2 separate regions of the Homo sapiens genome follow, and region 2 is linked to region 1. Evidence: chromatin loops called from intact Hi-C (ENCODE). Cell type or tissue: MCF 10A. All regions are shown on one strand. Links, peaks and the distances in the headings refer to the core of each region. The heading gives the core; the rest is flanking DNA. Region 1 has its middle 130 kb from the start of ADAMTS3. Region 2 holds the start of ADAMTS3 (ADAM metallopeptidase with thrombospondin type 1 motif 3).

The links. A loop is a pair of places that touch in the nucleus more often than their neighbours do. Peaks named below come from ENCODE experiments on the same cell type or tissue, not always from the same donor. Only the 100,000 strongest peaks of a DNase experiment are listed, where the experiment ranks them.
Region 2: it touches region 1 in a loop (2.6-fold over the local background); 3 of 110 quality-filtered maps call a loop at or near these places.

Annotation. Positions count from the first base shown.
Region 1 is chr4:72,698,129-72,706,626 of GRCh38, reverse strand. No RefSeq gene overlaps it. Among named protein-coding and RNA genes, the nearest start is that of ADAMTS3, 130 kb to the right of the region's middle. In MCF 10A, for the core only: a CTCF peak has its summit at 4,215 (motif pointing left); a DNase peak (open chromatin) is centred at 4,216.
Region 2 is chr4:72,563,282-72,571,779 of GRCh38, reverse strand. It overlaps ADAMTS3 (ADAM metallopeptidase with thrombospondin type 1 motif 3), which reads left to right and starts at 2,559. Exons shown (of 22, transcript NM_014243.3): 1 at 2,559-3,086; 2 at 4,379-4,406. The coding sequence starts at 3,018. In MCF 10A, for the core only: a CTCF peak has its summit at 3,862; DNase peaks (open chromatin) are centred at 3,569, 3,799 and 7,399.

The sequences.
Region 1 (8,498 bases), core at 256-8,255:
TCTCCTTCAATCCCTTCCTTTCTTCCTTCCAGGGTACTTGTTATTAAAATTTTTATTTTCTAAATCTTGTCTTGTTTTTAATGCTCAAGATGAGGCACAAGAACCTGATTTAGAGATGTATCATATTTGATCTACTGGGAAGGCCTCCAAGATGCAGAAAATAAGGTTGAGAATGGAAACTAGGGGGAAAAGGTTTGTAGTACATTTTCATGCTCCTAGTAAATAAAATCCATTTACTTCTCAAATTTACATTTTCCTTTAATAATCAAGAATAGTATTCTCAAATACAGAATCTGCTGGAGTTCGGTGTTTAACTGGCTATTTTTTTAAGATGGCCATGAATCTTTGTATTCAAATTATTACATAATTGGCAAAGAACTGAAGTTCTAACAAATGCCTTCCTCATTTCATACATAAATGAAAACTTCATTTATATCCAAACTACACATGCTTATCAGTTGCAGCCATAGGTTTGGCTACAGAAACAGGAGTTAGGTAAAAATCAAAGAAAACACTCATTCTGTGAGAATGAATTGGCTATATAAAATTTTAAGTGATGTCATATATTTTACTATTATTTCTAAATGGTTTGCTGAACACCTTTTATATCAATAAGATTGTAATAAATGTATATAAATATATATTTATATAAAAGCATACATTTTTTAAAGATTGTTTTCCCATATATATAATATTTAATTATTCATCTTTACTTTCCTTTGTTTCCTGGTCCTATTTTTTTGTTTAAGTAAGGATTTTTCCTTTTTCTTATAATGTTAGCTATTAGTATACAGCCATCCAAAGAGTCAGTCAGTTGTCTAGGGAGAGTAGTAATGTAATCACCCAGTGGGTTCACCTTGCCCTCTGCCTAGACAGAACCGATTTATCAAGACAGGGGAATTGCAATGGAGAAAGAGTAATTCACACAGAGCCGGCTGTGCGGGAGACCGGAGTTTTATTATTACTCAAGTCAGTCTCCCCGAGCATTCGGGGATCAGAGTTTTTAAAGATAATTTGGTGGGTAGGGGCTTGGGAAGTGGGGAGTGCTGATTGGTCAGGTTGGAGATGGAATCATAGGGGGTTGAAGTGAGGTTTTCTTGCTGTCTTCCCTTCCTGAGTGAAACGGCAGAACTGGTTGAGTGAGATTAACCGTCTGGGTGGTGTCAGCTGATCCCCCAGTGCAGGGTCTGCGAAATATCTCAAGCACTAATCTTAGGTTTTACAATAGTGATGTTATCCCCAGAAGCAATGTGGGGCGGTTCAGACTTGGAGCCAGAGGGTGCATAACCCCTAAACTGTAATTTCTAACCTTGTAGCTAATAGGTTAGTCCTGCAAAGGCAGACTGGTCACCAGGCAAGAAGGGAGTCTTTTTGGGAAAGGGCTGTTATCAATTTTGTTTCAGAGTCAAACCATGAACTGAATTCCTTCCCAAAGTTAGCTCGGCCTATGCCCAAGAATGAACAAGCACAGCTTAAAGGTTAGAAGCAAGATGGAGTCGGTTAGGTCTGATTTTTTTTCACTGTCATAATTTCCTCAGTTATAATTTTGCAAAGGCAGTTTCAGTAAGAATGGAAGTATATTTTCATGGCATTTATACAATTTTTGTTTAGACAACTACTAATTTAAAAATGTTGGTATTAATCATGACTTCTCAAGTGGATTGCAACTTCTCAGGTTGCTGCCTTTTACTTGAAATGTCTATGATGTCTGTGCATCAGCAATAACTACACCACACCTACTTGCTGCACATTCAGCATAGTGTTTTTGTTTAAGAGAGAAAACATCGAAAGCGGATATGGATACATGGCTTTAGAAATAACAATAGACAACATAGAAGAATTTTCTACCAGATACTAATTTTTATTAACTAAGCAAGTAATTTTTGTTTAAGAGAGAAAACATCAAAAGCGGATATGGATACATGGCTTTAGAAATAACAATAGACAACATAGAAGACTTTTCTACCAGATACTAATTTTTATTAACTTAGCAAGTAATTGATATTTTGGGCTTGTGAAATAAAAGAACAAACCCTCAGTGGCACACATTTAACTTGACACCACACTTTTTTTTAGTAAAATACTTCATTGGCAATCGGGGGTAGTTCTGAGTTTTGTGGGGCCTGAGAATTATATTACTTAGGGTGTCCTCTTAAAAAAAGGGGGTGGGGCACATTATTTTACACAATATGTAAAATATTATTTTCACAAAAGTGAATATTTATTTAGAATACAATATTACAACAAATTATAAATTTTACAAAGTTGACACATGGTCACAAACATTACAACATCAGGAAAAATAATAATTCATACTGCCTTTTTATATGATGACAATTTTTTAATTACATCCATACAAAAGATAGAAAGATAATTAAACTTTCTTCTAGAATGGTCGATAAAAATTTGTGGCTTTTATTGATGAAAAATTTTCCTTCAGTTTCATAACTTGTTATTGGAAATGTCATGCAAATTTTTAGAACTGCTATCAAATTTGAGAAAACCTTTCTCATCTTTCTTTTACATATGAGCTGTAAGATTTGAAGGGTGTGTGTGTGTGTGTGTGTGTGTGATTAACTGTAAATACTATTCAGATTTATGATACTCCTTAACTAATGTGTCATTGCTGTCCTTGTAGTGACATATGAGTTTTATGACATTGTCAGTGTCAATGTTTTGTGTCAAATAAAAAAAATAAGAACCAGTAAAGTATAAATGACCAAGGGAAGAAAATGAGCAAAGCTATGTTCCAGCAAAGGTGAGGAGTCCAATTTGGATAAGATACAGGGTGCAGGTAAGATAGGAGAGACAAAAAGGCAAAAAAAAAAAAAAAGTATTGGAGTCAGAGAGGAGGAGGGAAATACTATCACATCCTGGCAAGAGCTTGAGGATGAACAATCATAAAAAGGTCTGCTGATGGATAACAAAGCATGCAAAGAGCAAGAATATAAAGAACATTATAGAGTAGGCAAAGCCAGATGTGAATCCTAGCTTTGCCATTTGCTAACATATAGAACCTTGCTACCATTAACTAAACTATGCATGGAAATGACTGCCAGCCACGTAAATAATTCCACCAGAACAAACTAAAAGTGTCTTCAAATCTTCCTTAGCCAATCCCAAAAATGCTTGTGGCTCTTCCAACACCACCCACCAAAAGGGGAAATGTGACAGAGGAAAAGCTGGAGTGGAAAGTGTCAGTGGAATTAACCAATTGCAGTGAGAATATCTTATACTTTTCAATTTTGTAATAATAAAAAAAAAACATTTCTAGGGCCCTGTTAGGGCCGTAAGATTGTGCAAGTGAGAGGCCCAGAGAGGTAAGTTTTATCAGTTTTACAGTAAACAAGCGTCTGCTGGCAATGTCATGGTGGAAATGACATTTTGGGTGCTTCCTACATAACCATGATAACCACAGATTAAAATGGAAATTGAGGCTAATTCTGAAGTGGCTGCCACCCTTGCTCCTCCTCTGCACTTACAGTAAGATCACATTTCTGTGTCTGGTAATGACACTTGTAACTGTTGTAGACAGTGAAAAGCACTTGTCACTGGGTATTTGAAAGCTTCCAGAGATCACTGTATTTATTTGCTGCTTCTAGCATACTTTAATTGATTGGAAAAGGCTGAGGAGCAGTGGAGAGACTACACGAACATATTATCCAAATTTTATGATCACTGAAAAGCTCAACACATCTTAACATGAAATAGACATTACACAGTAAAAAACAAAAATAAAATTTCTTATTTTCCAAAAAGTAGATAAAAAAGAACCAAATTTTTATAAATGAGAAACATTGTGTTTGCTGTTCATTGTTTTTGTTATTGGATTAAATCCTGAAACCCATAAATGCTTGTTATAAAAGGCTTTTCTTTTATCATATTACTGCTTCTCTATATTCTTACTCCATGGAAGATGATCTCTTTCCCCTGTTGGGCCAGTGGTTGTCTCCTCTGGCTATAAAATAGAATCAATGGAGTACTTTAAAAAAATACCCATTTCCTAGGCATACTCCTAAGTATTTGCAACTTAAAAAAACCAATCTAAATAATTTTAATGCACAGTTAGGGCCGATAAACAATTTACCAAATAAAAATCAGAAAAAGACATCTTTAGGTTAACCTTCAGCAGTTCCATTACTGTGCCAGGATTTAAGAGAGAGGAAACAGAGTCAAGATTCTGTTTATTTCAGTCTACAAGCATTATAGCTCCACCTACTGGGAGGATGGGCCTTTAAAACGGAGTGTCTACTCTATTTTTCATACAGTTGCTTTCGTTTCAGCCACGGCAAAATAAATTCAATTCTGATTTAAAAACAACAAAAATTAGTTTTTCTCTTAGTCCACTTGTGCTATTATAACAAAAATACCTTAAACAACAGAAATTTATTTCTCACAGTTCTGGACGCTGGGAAATTCAAGATCAAGGTGCTGACAGATTCAGTCTGGTGCGGTCCTATTTTCTGGTTTATGGATGGCACCTTCTCACTGTGTCCTCACATCGCTGAAGGAGCAATGAATCACTCTGGAATCTCTTTTATAAGGACACTAACCCCATCAGGGTTCCATCCTCATGACCTAATCATTTCCCAAATAACATAACCTAATAACACCCCACCTCCTAATAATAAACACTTAAGAATTTTGGGGGGAGGACACAAATATTCAGTCCATAGAAGTACCTAAAACCTGTATTTTGTAAATCAAACAAAATTCCTAGTTTCTTGGCTATAGTGAAAGGTAAGGCAAATGTAGACAAACATATCAACATACTTCTTCAAATGTTGAAGATTTCTCCAAGTAGGCATTCCATTTTATCTTTACTTCATATCCCAACTTTTTAATACATATGCAAATAATTCCATCCAATACCTTTTGATGAATGAATGGCACAGTTTTCACCACAGAAAAATATAAATGGGATGAAAACTTGTGCTTTGGCTCCTGATCTATAAGACACATCTTCTTACTCTAAGGAACTACTTTGGAATAATTACTCTCACTTTGACCTTTACTAATTTGTTAAAAATTAGTTTTAAAAGTCCTTTGGCCTTTAAGTCTTCTGTTGGGGGAGAGGAAAAGAGGCCAATGGATGATAATGCTGTCTTTTCTTCTTCACTTATGACCTGGCATATTTCTTTAAAGTGAAAATGCTCATCATTAAATATTTACTTTTAGTTTGTGTAGAAATACATGATAAATGCTTGCTTCTTTTTATTTCACTGTTTTCAAAATACTGAATTTGTTTTCTAAATTCCTCCAATGGTTATCAATGTGGGTACTTCATAATATCAAAATGAATGCATGATTTTAAACTTACTTGATGTGTACAATTTTTATAGCCATTATTTTTATTGCTATTCAAATTATTCCCACTGTCACCAGTGGGAGCTCCTTCAAATTGGTTTTCAAATCCTTTAGATTTAATCCTAGGAGACTTTTTCTCCTTTTGCCTCCCCATTTTCTGGATTGACAAGATGTTCTAATCTCCTGTTTTGTATTTCTGCCCTAGATCTAGAATCAGCCATTTTTTCCAAGAAGCCCTGGTTGATTTAGTGGAATATAGTAGAGACAACTGTCAGGACAATAGGCATTCTCTTTGCTATTGAGTTGTCATTGCTAGCCATGATCAATAGACAGGGCTCAGAAATACATGTTTTTAAAGATAAAATTATTATGAGTTTATACAAATATTATTCCAATTGTATTTGGAGCTGTCTTAGTCAGCTTGGGCTGCCATATGAAATAACAGAGAGTGGATGGTTTAAATAATAGAAATTTATTTTCTCACAGTTCTGGAGGTTGGAAATCTGAGATCAAGGTGCCAGCAGGGTGAGATTCTGGTTGGCCACCTTCTTGCAATGTCCTCACATGGCCTTTCCTCAGTATGTAACAGGGTGAAGTCTGGGGAGAGAATTTATTTGTCTTCCTCTTCCTATAACGGCATTAATCCCACCATGAGGCCCCCACTGTCTAATCTAATCTAATCTAATCCCAATTATCTCCCAAAGGCCTCATCTCAGATACCATCACATTGGGGATGAGGGCTTCAATATATAAATTTAGGGGGACACAAACATTCAGTTCATAACAGAGCTATAGGGTTTGTACTAATTTGATTCATTTTAAATACAAATTTTATTTCTCCCACATCAAAAATCCTGGTTCTCGATGTTGTTAGCGTAATTAATAATTTGCTATAATAAAATCCGTAAGCTCATTCTACTTTTCATATACTTTCCCATTCTCCCAAGTTTTTCATAGTTGTGGTAAATCTATATTGTTAGAGCACATAGCCACTTCATACTGTATTTACTGTCTTCTACCATCCTTTAGGCTGAAGCTTACTCTCTAGTAGATTCCTCAGGAGGTATTAATGGGAATAATATTCCCTGCATTTCTGCATATTCTTAAAAGATTTTGGCCTTTATATTTGAATATCAGTTTCAATTGTTATAAAGTGCTTTACTCACATTTACTTCCCTTAAGAATCTCAACCTACTACTCCATTGTCTGCCAGCATAAAGAATTTCTGTTGAAACATAATGATGGGTAATCCCAGCACTTTGGGAGGCCAAACTGGGAGGACTGCTTGAGCCCAGGAGTTTGAGGCTGGGCAATATGACAAGAACTCATCTCTACAAAAAAAATTAGCTGGCTGTCTTGGCTTGTACCTGTAGTCCTAGCCATCTGGCAGGCTGAGGTGGAAGTGGAAGGACTGCTTGAGCCCAAGGAGTCGAGGCTGCAGCAAGCAGTGATTGCACCACTGCACTCCAACCTTGGCAACAGAGCAAGACCCTGTCTCAAAAGTAAGTAAATTTAAAAATATATATAATATAATGATGATAATCACTTTCTTACTTTTATGGGTGTCTTGTCTTTTTGGCTGGAAGCTAAGAACATTTTTTCTTTTCTTAAACGTCTAGTACTTTTAGCAGAATATATTTTGGTGTTAATAATCTTAAGTTGGTATTCCCAGATATGAAGTATATCATTTCCAACATAGCTCTAAATCTTTTTTTTATTGTTTCAGAAAAATCTTCTTCATTTATGACTTTTAGTATTTGTTGTGTTCAATTTTTTCCCCTTCAATTCCTAGTGTGTGTGTGTGTGTGTGTGTGTGTGTGTGTGTGTGTGTGTGTATGTATGTTGGATTTTATTTACCTATCTTCTATATCTGCCCATTTTGCTTGAATAGTTTTTCATGCTTATAGAATAAGGTATTTACCATTGTGTTTATTACACCCTATCTCTTAAGGTATTGTGTTTATTCATTCGTATATTCTGCCTATCTTAGCTTTTGTTTCTGAAATAATTTTTTCTCTTATTTCTAATTCTTTCCTGGGTTCTATTAGATCTCTGAAATCTTTTATCTCTTCAATTGCCTTATTTCTGCATTTTCCTGATTCAGACTTATTTAATTTATCATAATGTCTATAATTTTCTTAGTTTCTATAAGAAATTAAGAAACTGTTTCAAAATACAGTGGTGCAAGTGTACAGATGTCTGACATGTCTTCCTGCTGTGCTTTTTTTGTTTGTAGAGACAATGTTTCTCTCTCTTTCTCTCTCTGTGTGTTTTTTATATAATACTTTTATTTTGAATTATGATGTAATTTTTAATTTTAATTTAATTTTAAAATTAATTAATTTTTCAAATTACAATTTTACTTTTTCTAAACTTCAGGCAGAAGAAGAGGTCTAGGTTAGTGTCTTAGTCTGTTTTGTGCTGCTATAACAGAATACCACATATAGTAATTTATAATGAATAGAAATTTATTGGCTTATAGTTCTGGAAGCTGAGAAGTCTAAGATTGAGAAGCCAAGTGTTTTGATTTGGGCATCACACATTGGACAATAATTTTAGGAGGAGATAATGTGCTTGATAGAAAGCAAAGGAATTCCTTGACTGGCAAAGCAAGTTTCTTGGACTGTCCCAAAACCAACTTCTCAAACTCTTTAGAATTGACCTCACAGAGATACGTACTTGCCCACATGTTCTTTGGGCCACATGTTCTTTGTCCATAAAGTCTAAAAGGCCATTTAAGTTGGCCAAGAATCTCAGAAGGAATGACATAGCTTTTTAACACACACAGGAAAAATGAGGATTTATCTGTGCCTAGTCTATAAATACAAAATTCTACAGGTCCAAAACAGGTATAGGTAGCCTTGAACTAGGATCTTCAACTTAAGAAATTTGGAATATGCTCCCTAATATGTTATAAAAATATCCAAAATTATTTGGGTTTCAAGAGTTCTTGGCTAGAAGTCACATGGATTTTCTTTTGTAAATCTGACTTTGACAGATGTGTTATTCCAGAGGAAACAGAAAGATGTTTCCTGGCCTAGCTGCCTGAACAGCTTTGTTATCACCTCTGAGACTCAGGAAGTGTCTATTTTTTTCTTTCTGTAAGGCTTCAGCTAATACGTTAATAAAATAGTTAAGTATTTATATTGTATAAAAGTGCTCTTTCACTCTGCAGGATATCATTTTGAGCT
Region 2 (8,498 bases), core at 188-8,187, 130 kb after region 1:
CCGATATTAGAGTTGAGAAAACTGAAGCTGAATCCTCATGAGAATCCAACCTATCTAACTTGAAGTTCATTTTGCTTTAATAGTTGGGCTTTGTAATGTCATTTACCCATGTGTGTTCCACAGAGGATAAAGCATGAGAAAAAAGGATTCTATGGTCATGTAAGTAAGGAGACCAAATTGCACTACATCTCCCCCTTGAAGACTCACAATTTTTTTTTTTTTTTTTTTTTCAGACGGAGTCTCGCTTTATCGCCCAGGCTGGAGTACAGTGACACAATCTCGTCTCACTGCAACCTCCGCCTCCTGGGGTCAAGCGATTCTTCTGCCTCAGCCTCTGGAGTAGCTGGGACTACAAATGTGTTTGTTTAAATAGGTACCCTGAAGTCTGAAATAAGGAGAGCCATTTTGTTTCATTTATCTAAGTATTTCATGAGCTCAGTTGGCTGTCTGAGAATTTTCCTTTTCCTGGTAAAACATTTAATATTCCAGGGAATACTTTGGGAAACTCTGCCTTAGAATATATTAGGAGAACCCTATTAATTAGAACTCATTTAGAATTAAAAAAAAACCCTATTGCATGCTCTTAAACTGATCTTTGTCAAAGTGAGAGTCATGACTTGCTGGGTTGTGAAATCAATTGAGTGCTCATCTGCAATTGGGGTTGCAGGGAAAGAATGGCAAGAAAAATATCAGGGTTGTTGCATGCAGTACAGGTAAGTACTGAATCATGAAATTTTTACTGGGTCGCTATGCAATATGCATTTCTCTCTGTGGTGATGGCCAAAAATGTCTGAAGCCGCTGCTTTCCTGAAAGTCACATGAATTGCTTGCTATGCCGGGAGTTAGGTGATAACTAATGTCTGAATGTTGTAAAATTAACACAAAAGGGCCTACTGTAATAACATGGTTAAATACATTATTTGTTATTACCTAAAATCAGATGATTTTAGATCTCAAATATCTCATAGAGGAGAAACCAAAATAGAGGTTTATTCTGACTTGTCAAGGTAAGACAGCTGTTAGCTGGGTCTAGAACCTAGATCTCCTAATGTGTATCTCTAGTGTTCTTTTACTTGTCAGTGTAAATTGACAGATTTTTCATTTATGGAATGCTTAGGGTTACTTCTTTTTAATGAATAGACAAACTCGGTGTAAAATGTAGCAAATCACTCCTGGATAGCTAGTTAATGACAAGTTACAAAAATGCTACAGGCTTTAATTGAAGGAAAAAAGTAATTTAGAGATACTTCAGTGCTGGGGTCTAATTCTAATTCCAATTAATAACTAATTGACCTAATATCCTGTTTTACTAGGTGGGGCCATTTAGTTACCTAGTTTCTCATTTGTATATGTAAATGTCCTCGATATATGATTTTGAGAAGACTTAGCAGATAAAACATCAGTGAACACCAAATCTTTCCATGCTTAAGTTAAAGGCACAACCATCACGTTACCTCTCCAGGAATAAACAATGAATCGAAGTTATAGGAAACCCTCCAAACTCACATTGCTTTTAAAAAAGAACAAGAACTATGACTTATCTTGCATCTCATAACAAGATAAACACTAGCTCGTTTTATTGTGGGCAGGCCTCTTCAAGACTGTCCAGTTGAAGTCTTGAAGTTCGTATCTAAATTTGTGTCTACTCACTCCTGGCTCGTGGACCGGTCAGTGGAGGTTGGAGCTATTTCCTTTTCCTCCTGTCTGCTTTCTGGAAAGCACCCACAGGTGTCTACGCCTGGGAGGTGGGCCTGGGCTAGGATTCCAGCAAACTCTCAGGTTGGTGTCATTTCCCCTCAGGAAGCGCCAGGCCACAGCGGGCAGAAATCATTTGATAACTTAATCTGGGTGTGAGGAAGAGTCGCTGAGGCCTGTGTACTCTAGTGATAAACGGAAGCATCCGGGTGAGTCAAGGAAAGGACGTGGTATCTTTTAAAACTAATATAAACGAATAAAGCCTAAACAAGAGCTTACAAAGAAGGACACCCCCTGCCAAAACGTGGGAGGTGACTGGTGCCTGGAAGGGAGATCACCGCGTGGTTAAGATCTGGAGGTTCCAGGGCTTCTCTTCGGGGAGAATTCTCTGGCTGGGAGAACAGTGGAGGTTGGAGGAGGTGAATTTCCTACAGCCCAGGACCAGCCCTCGGACCCTCCCCCTTCCTATAATTAACTCAACGCGCGTCCCGCCAGTCGGGACCGGTGGCGCCCCTGGACCCTCCCCTCCTCTCGCCCTAGGCGGAGAAGGAGAGGCTCCAGGGTGGGAGGTCGAGCCCGGGCCACACCAGCCCCCGAGCGGTCTCCAATCCTGACACGGTGCGGGGGGCGCGGGTTCGGGCCCCGCATGACGTGGGCGCCACGGCGGGAGGGGCAGTCCGGGGAGCTCCGGACGCCTTATTAGCGCCCCGCGGGTCGCCAGCAGCCAGCAGACTGCCGCGCTGCGAGCAACAGGAGCCGGCGAGCGGCCCACTCCTCCCACCTCCTCCGCCTGCCTTCTCCTCCTCCCCTTCGCTCCTCCCGCCCCCACCTCTGCGTGTGCGGCGGAGTCGCCCTCTCCCTGCCTCTTTCTCCCGCTCCCGCTCGCTCGTCTCTCTCGCTAATACTTCCCCCTGCTGTGCTCCGGGGAACCCAAGCATTCTCCGCGCTAACCTTAGGGACCAATGGTGCTCGAAAAGCCTCGAAAAAGCTGCTTTGGGCAGAGATAGTTGGAAAGCCCCTCGTCCCTTCCCCCTCTCCCAGGCTTAGCCTGTGCCCGCTTACAGCACCTTCTCGCTCCTGCACACTCTGTGTTGGGAGGACGGGGTGAGAAGGTGAAGTGGAAAAAACTGCAGAGCAGAGGGGGCCAGTCTCAGAGCTCAAATTTCATTTTCATTGAAGCAAAGCACAGAAGATCATTTTTTTCTATTTCGCATTTTTTCCCTTTTCCTTTTTTTCTTAAAGAAACTTATTTTGGGCGGGGGGGGTGGGTTTGCTCTGGGCATTTGCTTTGCCCAGTAGTTGGAAAGTGAACTCGACTCGTGATGGTTCTCCTGTCACTTTGGTTGATAGCAGCCGCTCTGGTAGAGGTTAGGACTTCAGCTGATGGACAAGTAAGTGGAAAATAATAACAATAAAAAAAAACTCAAACCCAACCTTTTCCCGAAAAGTTCCTCCCCTCTCTACCCTCCTCTCTTTCCTCCTTCTCCTCCCACCCTTCCCTGTTATCTTTTGCGTTCAGAAACGGTGTTTTGAGGGCTGGGCGCAGCGTGCGGGCTTTTGGGGGTAGAGGGTTGAGTTGCACGGGAGGTTACGACTCCCACTCCGGGAGCCCAGTCTTGTCACACCTAGGGCTTCACCAGTCTGCGACATTCGTAACAATTCCTAGTGACAAACCGCAGCCAGTTCCCATCCTCGCCGGGCCATCTGGGCTTCCCCTTTCTGGAGGGCGGTCTGGGCGCTTGAATGAAGTTCTGGACGCTGGGTCCGGGATCCCAGCGCTCTGGCTGCTGCCGCCAGAGTCGGGTTCCTGGAGCTTTCTCTCCTCCGAACTGACTCACGGTTTTTTCGGGCAGCCGGAGGCGGGGGTTTCAGGAAGTCCTTGGGCCGGACAGGGAGAGATCCAGTAGACACGTGTCCTGGGAGTACCACGGCCGGGCTAGGATTTGACAGTTGGGGAGGGGGGCTGGAGACGTTTCCTGCCCTCCGTTTTCCTGGGCAGAGGCTGCAGGCGCCGGCCGCCTTCTCCCCTCCCCCTCTGCACAACTCCTCCTCTTTTTAAAGCTAAGTTGAGTGCAGCTCTGTTTCTTTTCGGCCCTGCCCCCAACCCTTTGGAGGCTCAAGGTGAAGCCCGATGCTCTCAGAAGAGTCCTTGAGAAGGCTCCGCCAGGGGAGCTGTTTGTAGTAAATCATATCAGCACTGGGCCGATGGGACTTTGGGTACAGAATTTCTCTGTTAGTTTTTGTAGCTTCTCCGGTCGGCCTGGTCTGAACGACCATAGGGTAAAAAGTAGAGAATTGTCTAGTTGATTCCTGACCTTAAATCTGATTAATCAGGCCCCCTGTTAGGTGTATTTTGGCCTGTTAAATTCATACTTTCTTTTCTAATCCAGACCCAGTACGACATTTCAGAAGAGAGCATTGAGAGTCTGTATGTATTTTTGCTGGCTTCATAAGTGTTAAATTAAAATGAAAAGGGGCAAACAACTCCCTTCCCCAAATTGTTATGGAATTGGCTCATGGAACCTTCTACAAACCAAGGTGCAGGCTTTAGGCACCAATCCCAGTCTCTAGCATCTCCTGATTAGTTAGCTCTTGGAAACCATTAATGGTAGAAATAAAACTCACAAGGTGATAAGATGAAACCCAGTAACTTTCTTTTTCTTGCTTTCCCCCTCCTTTCCAGGCTGGTAATGAAGAAATGGTGCAAATAGGTAAGCTTTGTTCTCAGATGTCACTCTTATCTTAAGTTGAAAGTAAGGGAATGAAGTGAGCTAAGCAAAATATTGTTTCTGAAATGTTTCCCACTGGTGGTTAAAAAAAATAATCTGTAGTCCGGAAACATTTCTGTTCTTCTCTTCCTCTTTCTGGAGGAAGGTCCCACTTTCCTGGGGCTAAATTATAGTGAGGTAAAAATTCTCCTGCAGTTGGACATTTCAAGCATCAGTTTATTACTGTCTTTGTACAAGCCACTGATATGTACTTGGAAGATGATGGAGGGGCTGTAAGATGATATGGAGATGAATGAAATAAAATCATCAACTTCTGTAGCATTTAGGAGGAGCACATTTGAGTACAACAGAAGGCAAGAATGCTACATAGAAGAGAACAATGAAGTACAGAGCATGGAAATTTTTCTCTTACAATCTTTCCTGCTTTGGGTAAATCCTCTGATGACTTCTGTTATTCAATCTGCTTTAAAATAATTATCTCCTAATGTGAAAGATACTGTTAGGCCTTTTGCTAATATCTAAAATCCCAGTACTCTTCTGATGGTGTGGAGATTCTTACTCCCATTTTATGGGTGAGGAGACTGAGATTCAGAGAGTGTAAGTGACTTGCAACAGGTCACTCAGAAGTCCATGGTCTTTCTTGAAGCTGTTTAGAATAATGTATTTGTTGTGAATGCGGAGGCTGAAAGTCATCTGGCAAGAAGCCAGGCTACATTCAAAGTCTTTTCATACACATTTTACTTGGATTACTTTAAAAGATAATTTTTCTTTTTGGCAGAGTATTAGTCTCTGTCAATTCTGTATTTGTCAGGTGATATTGTAAAGCTGTCTTTTAGAAGAAAAGTTTTTATAACTGCTGCTGCAAACATAGTTACAAGTCATTGGCCGTTTATTAAATGCCAGGCACAGTGTTGATTGTTTCATGTGTTATGTCAACTGATTCCCACAGCCACACTGTGAGGTGGGGATACTATTGTGCCTATGTTAGAGATGAGGAAAATGAAGCTTGAGAGGTTGCATAGCTACCTGTTATAGTACACAGTGGAGATTCACACTTGTTAACTAAGAAACCCAAGAGCTAAGCCCAGAGGTGTGTATATGTAGCCTGTAATATATGAGCATATATCAAAATGCTCCTTCCTACTCAGTGCTTAGCATTGTTGGATGTATTTCCCAAGCTTAGACCTCGACGGCAAGAGGAGAACAGTGGGGAGGAAAGGCACTGAGAACTGCCCTAAAAGTACAGTGTTTATGATCAGATACTTGTCATTCGTAGTTGATAACATTCAGCCATCAATCCTTATCTTTTTAAAGAATTTTTTTTAACCAACTCTTAAGTAGGGAGAAGAAAGTTGTCTTATTTTTAATTACTTAAATATTTGATTACTTACACGTCCCAACTTTTCAATATGCAAATTAAAAAGATGTCTTAAGATCACCCATTCCACCAAAAAATTTCATAAAATATATAGCTTTGATTAGAATTTTAAGATAGAATTAGGATGCTCTCATATAAGAGGCCCTGGATTGAACCGAAGTTTGGTTCAGTTGTTTTGCTAATGTAAATTACTATGGTAGCCCTTTTAAAGGGAAGAAAATAGTACAGGTGTCCTTAAATTTGGCAGAGGAGAGATAAGTCAGTATGAAAGAGAGGAGGCGGAGCCCTCTTAGGGTGTAGTGCTGAAGATTTACTTGTTCCCATATTCATCTGTTTTATGGGATTTCTCTCTTTTATTATTACCATTCTTATTTATCGTTTTCCAGTTGAATGAAGAGAAGAACAGATTGAATAAAATAGATTTTGGCCCACAGGTCTTGTGATAGCAAAAGTATAACTATCATTTCACTTTGGTTTATGTATCATATGTAAGAAAATCTTATGTACAGTGATTAGTTTTGCTCCCCTGTTCCCATGTGTAAAGGCACTGCTACACTGCTAACCTGGAGATTTGGTGAAATGCACTCCTGAACACGTTATTTATTTTTTTTCTATTAACTGATTTAGAAGTAGTTTTATATAACTACCTGGGGACGTGTTATTTGATCAGAAATACATTAGGAAAGACAAATAATGTTTGTAGATTTTATTTATTTATTTTTCAACAAATTGGCTAGAAAATAAATTTCATGGCCCTGAATAATTTCTAAATAATTTAATGTTTCAGGAAGGGTTAAATATAAATGAGTAATAAACCACAAGTTGTTAAGAAACTAAATTTTAAAAATACTTTCTACTGAAGTGTAGTATAGATGTAGGAGGGTGCATATAAGTGTACTTTGCTGATTTTTCACAAAGTGAATGCTCCTGTGCAGTCAGCAGTCAGCAGCTGGATCAATAAGTTGAACATTACTGGAATCCCTGTACGTCCCTCATGCCAACTGCCAAGCATTCTCCCGTTATGAAAGGTGACTGCTCTCCTGACTTCTAACAGGATAAATTGATTGTGTCAGTTTTTCATGCTCTTTGTAACTAGAGTCACAGGATATGTACTTCTTAGTATTTAACTTAGAAGGTCAATTTTCAAAAATATATCTTATATGCTTCAACCCTCTAGACTAGGAAGGCTTTTATTTAGGTAAAGAGAAGGCAGTTTGTGATGGGGACAGGTTAGAATATGTATAGCTATGTCACCAATATAGTGTCTCATGCAGGATATTGCCTCCTTCCTTCTCTCTTCAGCCAGTGGAATAATACCTTCTTGGTATGTGGGAAAGTAGGATTCACCCTAGAAAAAATGGGTAAATAGGTTTTGAACCCTGACCTAGTTGTGTGCCTCTTTGTCAACCAGATAGGAACTGCCTCTCTAACCACCTACCTATACCCATACATACATATATATCTGTGTGTTTGAGTATGTTTCTGTATATATGTGTAAGTATGTTTCATGAGATCATTGACATACTTCTAGGGCGTATCAGGGAGCACTGTCATTTCTGACTCAGAGTATTGCCTTGGTAGGATGCCTGAGTTAATTGTGGGAAACTGGTGTGGCTGGTCCAATTGGGTAAGGAGGCTTGCTCAATGACACATGTGGCTTAGGAAATAATCATAGTTCTGTAGACACTGGAAAATCTGAAAAAGAATTCTCTGAGTCCTTTTGTTTCATAAGCCACCACTGAGATTGCTTGAGTATCATTTGAGGAAAAAGCATTGTGATCCTTTAGTGTTAAGCTGTCTTCCCTTTCCCGACCCCACTTGGAATTGGGGCATATCTTCCATCTCCTGATTCCTCTTGGAATTGGGGCATCTGTCCTATTTCTGTTCCTCAGTTGCAAATTCCATTACATCCCAATCTTAAAAAAATAAAGTTGCTAATCTTACTCTCTCAGATATCTAGTTTACTAAGAGATAATTTTTCACCATTTTCAGGTTTCAGTTTGTAAGGTTTAGTGTGAGTCACTTACCTAGTTATTGACCAGTAAACATTGTCACTAGATTAACCCTCATGAGAGCAAAGACTTTGTTTTGATGCCAATTGTATCTCTAGTACATAAAACAGTGCTTGGTAGCTTGTGGGTCCTCAAATATTGGTTATTCAATGAATAGATCTAGCAAGCAGGATATTATTATATTAAGGTTTATCTATGTTCTGAATTTCCTTGAATGCTCTTGTTTTGTGCCTTTCTCCAGGCTGAATTGGTCCCTAAGAAAATGAAGATGGTGACAATGGCTATACAATTAATTATTCAATGTTATCAAGGCCTCTTGGGACTCCTCTTCCACCCCACAAAGCACAGGGACCTAGGCCTATCATTTTTTGTATGCTTTTCTGTTTGTACTCAATAAGTATTTGGTAAATTGAATTGAATTCTATGTGCAGTTTTGGAATGCCAACTAATTTTTTGTTTTTTTAACTACAGCCTACTTGGGATCATTTGCCCTATTGCTGGCATCAGGAAAGATAAGCTAAGCTAAGATTAAAATCTGTCAATCCAATTTGCCAGCAGCAGTACTAGAAAGTGTGGTGAAGGAGGTTTAGGGGGATCCTTTGTAAAATTTAGAATTTTAGCTACTCAAGCCATTATTCTTTCTTGTAACTAAAGGTAATGGAGTTGGCTTTACTGATTTATCTT